Regions from separate parts of the Homo sapiens genome. Here region 2 is linked to region 1. Evidence: chromatin contacts called from ENCODE Hi-C or POLR2A ChIA-PET data. All regions are on one chromosome and are shown on one strand. Each heading gives the region's core, a stretch centred on a gene start or an enhancer-like site at or near the end of the contact. The rest is flanking DNA. Distances are from core to core; before and after follow the strand shown.

Region 1 (5,435 bases), core at 1,629-4,128:
AGCAGGATGTAATTTGATATTACTGAAGCAAATGTCTATTATTGGACCAACCACTGCAATTCTTTTTTTTTTTTTAAACTAAGTGCTTGACAGGACCCAAGAAAAGAAGGTATCCTTAAGTAGAAACTGTGTTATGTTTTGTAACTGAGACTCATGCAAAAAGAATTGCCTGTCACATGCCAAACAATGCAACCAAAGGCAGGAGCAACTGCCAAGTCCCTCAAAATAGATGAAGTCTATCAAAATAAGAGAGAGAATGGTGTGAGCAACTTACCAATTTCACAGGACTGTAATCATGGCATTATGTCACAGTTTAATTGGCAGCATTTTTTCTTCCTTAGTTGTACATATAATAATAGTGCTTCTTACAACAAATACTAGCTTAGATTCAATAAAATACAGTACTTTAAAAAGAAGACGATAGCTATGGAAGACCAGGAATAGAGATTGAGCCTAAGAGTTATGTTTCTGAAGAAGAATCTAGAACAATCAAAAGAGAAACAATAATTGAAGATATAATTAAAGAAAACTTTCCAAAAAAGTACAGAAAGGGCAAACAGAGGAATGGACTCAGTTCACCAGGTTCCAGGTAAAAGTAACCAAGAAACACTCAAATCCAGAAATATCCTGACAAGTTTTTAAATTACAAGCAAATTTTTAAGTGTTTTCTTTGTACATTCAGAAACAAAAGAAAAAGGAAGGAAGGAAGGAAGGAAGGAAGGAAGGAAGGAAGGAAGGAAAGAAGGAAGGAAGGAAGGAGGGCAAGAAGGGGAAGGGGAAGAGAAGGGAGGGAGGGAGGGATGAAAATTGTGCTGACTTTTTTGTGTCTACTACAATGGAGCAGTAGCTGACAGAGTTTTTATATGGAAAACACTTAGATGAAAATTTTACTCACAAATAAGTTTTAGTTTTTGAGGACAGACAACCAAAAGAGTTCAGAATGTCTGCCACTCACATATTCTTTAAATCACTTTAAAATATATTTCAACTGCCCAAGTGATGACTTAAAATTACTCAAGAATGGAAAAAAACAGAGCGTCAAAGGACTAGCAGTGAGTGTTGAAGCCAATTACACACAGAGAGTTGGTCTAAAACAATTGTTTAACTATGGTTACAAGACAGAATATGTGTCAAAAATACCCAAGAACCAAGAGACATACAACATCAAAAAATAATGCATGAATAATCCGATCCCAAGTCCACAAACTAATAAACTTTCAAATAGGAAAGGAGAACAGAGGGAAATAAAAGTGTACAGAATTCATCCTACACAGTTGCGAGCTTAAAAATACCATTTTATTCTTGACTTTAACAACCAGAGAAATATTGATTGGTGCTCACATCCATTTTTAGAAACTCATTACGTAGGAGAGTAGGGGCCTGTCCTTTAAAAGATAAAAACCTCACTCCTGCCTCAAGGTATTTACAGTTTGAAGATCTCTAACCAACACACAGGATAGGTTTTAATTTGTTACAAGAATAAACAAATGTCAAAGTCCTTGAAGAATTTAAGGTTTTGTGCAGAACCAGTCCTCAGATGCTGTTTCAATCTTACTGCCCACCAGCATTTTCCATTCCTTCTGGTAAAGCCTCCTAAAACCTGGTATGAAAGGACAGCAGTTCCTGGTCACTGTGGTGCCCTCTGTACCTGACGGCAGGGTCTGCTTGATGTCAGCGTGCGTTGTCACAATCCATGAACCGGATTGTCCTTGTTTAACAGCATCACTGGTGTCACTGAGAATGAGACACACAAATTCGGATTGCAGGGAAGCTCTCACGGTAACCATTACACACACAGCACTGAGACCTGAAATCAGTACACAAATACCAGATATTTTCCCTCCAGAATTTAATTTAATGCTCACAATCACCATCCAAGTAGGCAGCATTTTTCCCATTTTACAGATGAGAAAACTGAAGTTTAGAAAGGGTGTTTTCCAGAATTACAGAGCCAGTCAACAGATGGCAGAGAGGGGTCTCCAAGCCAGGAATTTCTGGCTCAAAAGTTCACTGTACCTTACCACACCATTTTCTTAATTCAAAGAAAGAAGGTACAAGGAACAGAAATGGATATAATAATTTTATAATTTATTAGAGTACTAGTAAAGATGCTGCCTCTTTTACAAAATGATAATCCAATGAACTGAACTAATCACACTGTGCTAGTACCCCATTAACCCTCTCTAAAACATTCACAAAGTGGATACAGGGCTGCTCCAGGGCCAATGAGATTTCTCTCCAAAGTAAAATTCCCCTGGAGTGCTCTGGTCTCTAAGGCTTGATTAGCAAGTACCAATTAATGCGCCTTCAGTCCTCTTTGTGTCTTGAGCACTGAGGGCTAACCCTTCCCTCGCCGACAAAGATAAGATTAAATCATTCTCACCCTAAAGAGTTCAAGTTCTAATGCACTGCTCCCTCCCAGGGCCTTGAATAGAGAATAATCTTTAGGACAAAAGAATGCATCTCTAATAGTGAAATTTTAGACGTCAGCAAAGGAGGTATTTTTCAGTCACACATAAGACACACACATTTTCCATGTCACACCTTATTGAGACAGTGGTTCCTCATCTGGTGCCGAGGACCGTGGCTCACCTCGGTGTCACCCAACTTAACGTCTTGCCCCGCCACAAATCACGGGTACAGAATAACCAGGGCGTGCCATGCCCGGGAGACTGGTCCAACCCCGGCGCCCAGGCCTGCAATCCCTGGGAGGCGTGGGCTGCCGCTGCCAGCACCCCGAGTCTGTCGCTGCGTCCCCGCGGCTCCCCCTCTCCGGGATCCGCCCGACCAGCCCAGGCGCCCGCAAGAGGGACCACGCCCGCCCGGAGCCGCCCGCGTCCCCGCCCCCCGGCACGCACCGTGTCTGCCAGAGGGCCGCTGCTGCCACCTCCCGGCCGCGTCTCCCCGAACCGCGCTCAGCCGCCACGCCCCAGAAACCCTCCCGGAGGACGCTCGGGTCCGAGTCCACTGGGCCTGGGAGGTGGTGACTGTCCTGGCAGGGGCTTCCTACGGCAAGAATCATCTTCCTTTCGGGTCACTCACGCAGCGCACCCAGACTGGAGGTGGAGATGAGCGCTTCCAGCACCGACCTCCCCCAGGGTTCCAACGGACACGTGCTCCACGCCCCTTCCCAGTCTTGGGGATCCGAAAAAGCCACACAGCCTGGCCCCAGGCACAACGTATAACAACTAGGACCCCCAAATCTGGGCAGGCCGGCTCCACTTGGGCCATCCTGGCTGCCTGAAAGAATGCGAGTTGGAGCAGAGATCTTTGAACTCAGATTCAAATGTCAGACCCACTGAATTAGAATCCCCTGGGCAGAGGCCAGGGAACTATTTTTGCAAAGTTCCCCCAGGTGATCCTAATGGTCAGGCAGGTTGGGGACCCTCCCAGTTACAAAATCTAGACGACGTTTTCAGGTTATCCACAAATGCACAGAAACACACACCCCTGGGTCTATGAAAAGGCAACAATATGAAGTTGTGCGCTTGAAATGAGAAAGATTTCATGACAGCTCATCACCTAGCCCGGGAGTTTCTAACCTTGTCTGTTTATCATGCCCTTAATGTCTCAATGCTTTTTTTCACAGTAACCCTAGGCCTAAAGAAATACCTGACTGTTCTGTGTATTAAGTAGCTAGACCCAAGTAAGAAGTATTTCTGTCCTAACAACTAGTAGCCACTAGAAAAAATATTGCATATAAACTAGAAAAAAAAACTTATCTCATTCTTAGCCACAACTTCTCACTAACGGGATGTGTGTGCTTGTTGAGCACTGCGCAACTTCTCAGACCTTGGAATTGGATTAGACGCTGCCGCCCTCATTTCCTATTCTATATTGATTTTCCCATGGTACGTGTTTTATGTCACAGCAAATGACAAAAACTGAAAATGTAGCTTCAGAAAAATATGGTTTTATCAAAAAACATGTAGGGCAGGCTAGGCGTGGTGGCTCACACCTGTAATCCCAGCACTTTGAAAGGCCAAGGCAGGTGAATCACTTGAGGTCAGGAGTTCGAGACCAGCTCAACCAACATGGTAGTAGTAGAGAAACCCCATCTCTACTAAAAATACAAAAATTAGCTGGGCGTGGTGGCATGTGCCTGTATTCTCAGCTACTCAGGAGGCTGAGGCAGGAGAATCTCTTAAACCTGGGAGGCGGAGGTTGCAGTGAGCCAAGATCACACCACTGCACTCCAGCCTGGGCAACAGAGTGAGACACCATCTCAAGGAAAAAAAAAAAAAACTGTAGGGCAATCTAATATTGAGTCTTCAAGCTATCCTGCACTACTTAGTAGTTTGCATGGAGCCCAACAAAAGTTGAGTGTTGCCTTTGGCCTTTAAAATATCTCAAAGAGCCCCTCTGAATCCACAGCAGCTCCAAGAACACCTCAGCACAGAGTTTGGGAACATGCATGGAACTCACTCCTGCTCCTCTCCTCATCCCACACTCCCCAGGGTTCACAGTGCTCCTCCTGCAAGCATCTTCTTTCTTGCCAAATGCTTTCCCACCTCAGCACTTTGTGCCCTTGCTCTTCTCTCTGCCTGGAATGCTCTTCCTCAGGTCTCCGCAGGCCCAGCTCCTTCTTGGCCTCCAGGTCTTGGTTCAAAGACCACTGTGCTCCCTAAAGCCTCTTCAGGCCTCCCACCAAATCACTTCTATCCTATGGGCCTGTTTCCTTTTCTGTATAGCTTTTATCACTATCTGAAGTTATCCTGCTTAGTTTACTTACTTATTTTCAAGCTTCCCCACCAGAATGTGAACTTGATGAGAACAGAGACTTTTGTTCATTACTGTTTCCGCAGAACCCGCAACAATGGTTAGCAATAAGTAGACAATAAACAATTGTTCAATGAATGACTGCAGCCTCTACACTCAGCTCAGGGAGATAAAAGGTAAGAAGAATGTGCTTTACACGTGCTATCCCCTTGGATCTTCACAACACTCTTTGGAAATAGATACAAATAGACATGATTAACCCCATTTAATAGATGAGAAACTCACATTGAAAGAAGTTAAGTGTTCAAAGCTGCACAGCTGAAGTGGCAGAGCTAAGATTCAAGTTCATGTCTACTTGACTGCAAAGGCTGCTTTTCATAAAATCACATTAACATCATGTTGGATACCTTCGATACACACAATACATTTTTTTTTAAGACGGAGTTTCACCCTTGTCACCCAGGCTGAAGTGCAGTGGCACAACCTCGGCTCACTGCAACCTCCACCTCCTGGGTTCAAGCGATTCTCCTGCCTCAGCCTCCCAAGTGGCTGGGACTACAGGCATGAGCCACTACATTGGCTAATTTTTGTATTTTTAGTAGATACAGGGTTTCATCATGCTGGCCAGGCTAGTCTCAAACTCCTGACCTCAGGTAATCCACTGGCCTTGGCCTCCCAAAGTGCTGGGATTACAGGCATGAGCTACCGCACCCGGC
Region 2 (5,435 bases), core at 1,776-4,275, 66 kb before region 1:
CTACCCTCAAGGTGCTCAGTCTGATGCGATGGAACAAAATTAGTCATTACAGGCAGAGCACAGTTGCTCACGCCTGTAATCCCAGCACTTTGGGAGGCCAAGTTGGGCAGATCACTTGAGGTCAGGAGTTTAAGATCAACCTGGTCAACAGGGCAAAACCCCATCTCCACTAAAAAATAAAAAATTAGCCAGGCTTGGTGGTGGACGCCTGTAATCCCAGCTACTTGGCAGGCTGCGGAAGGAGAATCGCTGGAACCCAGGAGGTGGAGGTTGCCAGTGAGCTGAGATTGCACCACTGCACTCCAGCCTGGGTGACAGAGTGAGACTCTGTCTCAAAAAAGCAAAAGAAAAAGAAAGGAAAGGAAAGGAAAAAGTTAATCATTACAATACAATGTAAGAAGTGATACAGTGCAGGCCTGCGGCAGCATCCAGAGCAATAGCAAAGTCTGCAAGAATGGAGCGGGGAGAAAGGTGTTACGAAAGCACAAACAAAATTGGAACTCCAGGACCAGAGCTTTGAAGATTAAGGAAGATTTTCTTTCACATACAGAAAAGGGAGGAAGAATTCCCGAAAGAGGAGACAAGAGAGCAACATGACGAACAATTAATAAGGCACAGTGCAGTGAGGACTGTAACATACCTGGAGCAAAACTGGGATGCAGAGGAGGTAGGTTGTGGATTGCACCTGGGGAATGAGTCCTAGATTGATGAATTGTCATTTGACTTTTTCCTAATTCATGCTCACACACAGCCTGATGTATTTCAGAATGTGGCTTAATTGGTATTTTAATTATATGCTTATACCCTGCAACAATTTCAAATGAGAGCAGGTACATGAAACAAGATAACACAGTGAAACCACTTAGAGGACTATGAAGTGTTAGACCAAGTACTGTTGGTAAGGTTGTTTTTGTGTTGTTCTAAGATTCCTGAGGCAGATTACTCCGTTCATTCCCATACCTATTTCCTGAGCCCCTGCTACATGCACAGCTGGGGCCAATGAGCTGGGAGAGCTGGAGGGAAGGGACACAGCAGTACTTCCCCAACACCCAATTTGGTGCCATCCATGGCATGATGCCACCCACCCTGGCTGAGAATGTGTGAATGTCAGTGTCTGTCACTTAGACCAGTGAGGAGGCACTGAAATGGTAAACCCATTGGCATAGCAGTGCTGGGTGGCTGAAGGGTAACAGACTTAGCCTCCACTCCACCTCTCTGCCTAGAGGCCTTGAGGGGCGGCAGCTCTGGATCTCAGTGTTCTCATCTGGAACATTCAGGGATAATGGTGATGGCATGCAGTATCCGAACTCAGAAGCAGAGTCCCCACATGTGCCTCATGCATTCATACTGGCTGCCCCAGGGTAAGGGGTACAGGAGCTGCAAGAAGCACAAAGGAGAGAGGTGTGGACACTCCAGGAACTCTGAGCTCTGAGCTCAGCTCTGCCCATGGCCTTGGATATCTCATTGAACAGCACTTGACAGACTTGCTTTCCTCCCCTGACAGAAAGAAAAAAAACAACTGCCAAGGAATCCCCAAGCCCCAGCTTATTCAATAGCCGACACCAAATGCCACATCCATTCATTAATTTAGTAAACATGGATGGAGTATCTTCTGTTTGTAGGTAATGCACAAGGCACTAGGCTACAAAGATTTTTTAATAAAATATTTTTAAAATAACAAAAAGACACAGCCTCCCAAAATTCATGCAGCATTCTAGCCAAGCTAAAAATAAGAATATTTAAATTTTTTAAGCCAGTGATTTACCTGGTGTCTTCTGGGGTAAAGAAATAATTACAAAACAATGATAACAAGTGTTACTTACAAGAGAGTCTAAATTTTAGAACGAGGCTCTAGCATAGGCCTAGGCACATAGTCACCGTCCAGTATCCAGGGGGATGGGTTCCAGGATCCCCCACAGATGCCAAAATCCAAGGATGCACAAGTCCCTCACATAAAATGATGTAATATTTGCATATAACCTATGCACATCCTCCCTTACACTTTAAATCATCTTTAGATTACTTATAATACCTAATACCATGTAAATGCTATGTAAATAGTTATTATACTGTATTTTTTATTTGTATTTTTTCCAAATATTTTAAATCCAAGGTTGGTTGAATCTGCAAATGCAGAATCCACAGATATGAAAGGTCAACAGTAGTCAGTGTTCATAAATATTTGTTGAAATAATAAAGGATGGCCGGACGCAGTGGCTCACACCAGTAGTCCCAACACTTTGGGAGGCCAAAGTGAGTGGATCACTTGAGCCCAGGAGTTTGAGACCAGCCTGGCCAACATGGCGAAACCCCAACTCTACAAAAAATACAAAAAAATTAGCTGGGCAAGGTGGTGCATGTCTGTAGTCCCAGCTACTCAGGAGGCTGTGGTGGGAGGATCACCTGAACCCTGGGAGGTTGAGGCTGCAGTGAGCTGTGATATTACCACTGCACTCCAGCCTGGGCAACATAGTAAGATCCTATCTCAAAAAAAAATAAGTAAATAAATAAAAGAAATAAGAGAGGTTATAAGAACAGGGCCTCATGAAAGCATCTAGGAGCAGTACCCAGCCCATGGGTGGGGTCAAAGAAGGCACCCCGAGGGAGCAACTCCTGATGTCTGCAATTGCCTCAGTTGGATCCACTTGGATCTGCTTTGGGGAAAACCCAGGCTGAGGGGCTGGCAAGAGCTCTGCTCTCTAGGGAGCGTCAGGCAACAGAGCAATGGCCGCATCCCACACTGCCTCTAGGATTTAAGGCTGAGGGGCTGTGAGTCAACGCTGCCTTTGCCAAGAGATGCCCAAGTAGTATACGATGTTTTTAGGGCTAGGGAGGAGGTGGTGGTGGCAGATTCAGCCTCCACTCAAGCTGAAGTGTTTGCAAACATGGCCAGTTGGCCACACCTACCTGCCCAGAGGGCCCCCTGCTGGCACCTCCTCTCACTGAGTCCCTGGCTATCTCATTTGGCAAGAGCACAGCAGAATCCAGGCCTAAATTGCTTGTTCTGTCTCCTTCCTGCAACTTCCTGACATAATCATCTTGTCAGGCATTTGTCCACATGCCGAAGAATGAGCTTGCCCAAGGCCAGCTCCATCAACTCACTCTTTTATCCATGTAGCACTCGATTCAGGCTGAAAAATAGGATTATTTCACTTTTTAGCTGGTGTACAGCCTGGCAGAACTGTTTTTGGGAAAGTGATTGGTAATGTAAGTGGCACATGGCAGGGAGAAGAGCACCAGCTCAACCACCCACTAACCCTGGGGCCCTGGGCAAGTCACAGAAAATCTCTGAGCCCCCATTTCTCTGAAGCACTTGGAAAGGACAGATAACAGAATGCTCAGGAGCCGAGGGACAAATTATAAGCAGCAGCATAGCAGATGCATCACCCACATCAGCAGAAGTGCACACTATTGGATGCTTCAGGTGAGGGCATCTCAAAAAACCCACTGTATTAGGGGCATAGCAGAATAGGTGGCACTCAAATTAGATCATTTGAGGAGAGATTAATAAAAAGATTATGTATGAAGCTGTGAGTGGGGCAGAAGACCTTGGGGGAATAGTGCAGTGTTCTGAAGCTAATAACAGCCTTAGCATCCTAATAGGGCAGAACTGGGAGCCCAGGTACAGGGAGGAGTGTCTACAGAGAACCTGCTGGGAGCTGCAACCTTCAATGGAGGGATGCAGCCAGACGATGTCGACCCCACAGAGAGGGAACCAGGGGAATAACTACCCCAGCCTCTCTCCCCTGACTCTCTCCAGACTCCTGCCAGGGATCCCCACTCACCAAACTCAAGCAGACACTGAAAGGTAAGGGAGCCCTTTGATACATTCTACATGCACCAGCCCAGGAAACAAAGCAGGGTGAAGGAGGATGAGAGGTTGGCTATGGAGAGACAAATAAAGATATCTAGCACACCCCACAAAAGCAACCCACAAGAAAAAGGGTCAACTTTGAATGTCTACCAAAACAATGGGGGCACCAAAACAGCAAGATCATGACAGTCCCAGCCAAGTAAGCTCTTTCCTGCCTCTCCCACTTCCTCTATGCTCCAGCCAACCCTACAGTGTTCAGAAACTGCAGTTAGTAAGTCAGTAGATTGAGGATGGGGTGAGGAGGTACCAAGCAGGATAGTAGAGAGCTCATTGTGCCTCCTTTTCCCAGTGCAGGCTTTTAGCCTGACAGACCACAGCTGGAGAGCGTATCAGTTAGAGTGTGAGAGGCTGCAGTAACAAAAAGTCCCAAACATGCAGTGACTCAACACAGTACAAGTCTGTTTCTTGCTCATATAACAGTACAGGAAAGTGCCAGGTTAGGGTAGTAGGGAAAGCAGTGGGCTTTGCTTCATCCACGCAGTTAGAGTCCCACACTGATGATCTTTAACAGACAGCTCCCACATGCAGGCTACGTGAGGACTTATCAATGCACAGCCATCACAGGCAGGTGCTACTGAGAAACAAAAACACTTCAGTGGCAAATTATAGAGAGATCTGGATCACTCCCATGTCAGCCAACCAGAAAGAGGAGATAGTATGAAGAAGCACACATGGGAAGTGTTTCTGGGACAGGCCTGGAAATGAAACCTATCCCTCTGTTCACATTCCATTGGCTAGACCTCAGTCACACGGCCACTTCTAACTGCAAGGAAGACTGGGAAATTGAGTCTGCTGGCCAGCCATGAGATTAGAACTTTTATTATAAGGGAAAATGGATTTTGGTGGACAGTTGTCAGTCTTTGTTACAGAGAAATTTTAAATATTGAATTTTGCTTCTACACAGAATGGACATTTTAATCACTGACAGAGGCCAGGAGCGGTGGCTCACACCTGTAATCCCGCACTTTGGGAGGCCAAGGCAGGCGGATCACTTGAGATCAGGAGTTCAAGTCCAATGTGGCCTACGTGGTGAAAACCCATCTCTACTAACAATACAAAAATTAGCCAGGTGTGGTGGCAGGCACCTGTAGTCCCAGCTACTTGGGAGGCTGAGGCAGGAGAATCACTTGAACAAGGAGGTGGAGGTTGAAGTCAGCCATGATCTCACCACTGAACTCCAGCCTGGGTGACAGAGCGAGTGAGACTCCATCTCAATAACAAATTAATTAATTAATTAAATCACTGACAGAGTTTTTGTGATTAAAAGTTATAAGAGAACTTCCCTTATTTGACAGGGGAAAAAGGAGTCAAGACATCTGCCCTAGATTTACCAAAGGAACAAAACAGTACCAGGCAGAGAGCAGGTTTGAACCAGCTTGAACAACAGTTTGAAAAACAGTTTGAAAGTTGTTTGTTTACACTTTGGGGATTTCCACTTGCTCAGTGTGCCAGTTATTCTGTGATCAGAATATGGGTAAATTTTTTCTCTCTCTTTTCACTTCTCTGAGAGAAATTTTCTAAATTGCTTATAATAAATGTTTCTTTTAAATGAAGAAAACTA

The links. Hi-C counts contacts between places; a loop is a spot of excess contacts on that map. ChIA-PET counts read pairs that join two places held with the same protein, here RNA polymerase II (POLR2A). Pooled maps may share reads with other maps.
Region 2: a loop to region 1 is called in a map of right cardiac atrium, with 4 times the contacts of the local background. The contact joins two enhancer-like sites. A Hi-C loop is called at or near these places in 8 of 168 maps with a recorded cell type or tissue (IMR-90, MCF 10A, PC-3 and 5 more) and 13 of 50 pooled maps. POLR2A ChIA-PET finds 5 or more read pairs at or near these places in 2 of 52 experiments (AG04450 and OCI-LY7).

Annotation. Positions count from the first base shown.
Region 1 is chr11:112,287,619-112,293,053 of GRCh38, reverse strand. The region is part of intron 1 of LINC02762 (long intergenic non-protein coding RNA 2762); the gene reads right to left. Among named protein-coding and RNA genes, the nearest start is that of LINC02762, 20 kb to the right of the region's middle. RefSeq lists an enhancer at 2,130-2,878 and a silencer at 2,675-2,984. Within about 2 kb of position 2,878, at least 11 of the 41 ENCODE cell types and tissues checked have a DNase peak (open chromatin) inside an H3K27ac peak, as active enhancers do.
Region 2 is chr11:112,353,353-112,358,787 of GRCh38, reverse strand. It overlaps LINC02762 (long intergenic non-protein coding RNA 2762), which reads right to left. Exons shown (of 4, transcript NR_126004.1): 3 at 641-685. Among named protein-coding and RNA genes, the nearest start is that of LINC02762, 85 kb to the right of the region's middle. Within about 2 kb of position 3,025, at least 2 of the 41 ENCODE cell types and tissues checked have a DNase peak (open chromatin) inside an H3K27ac peak, as active enhancers do.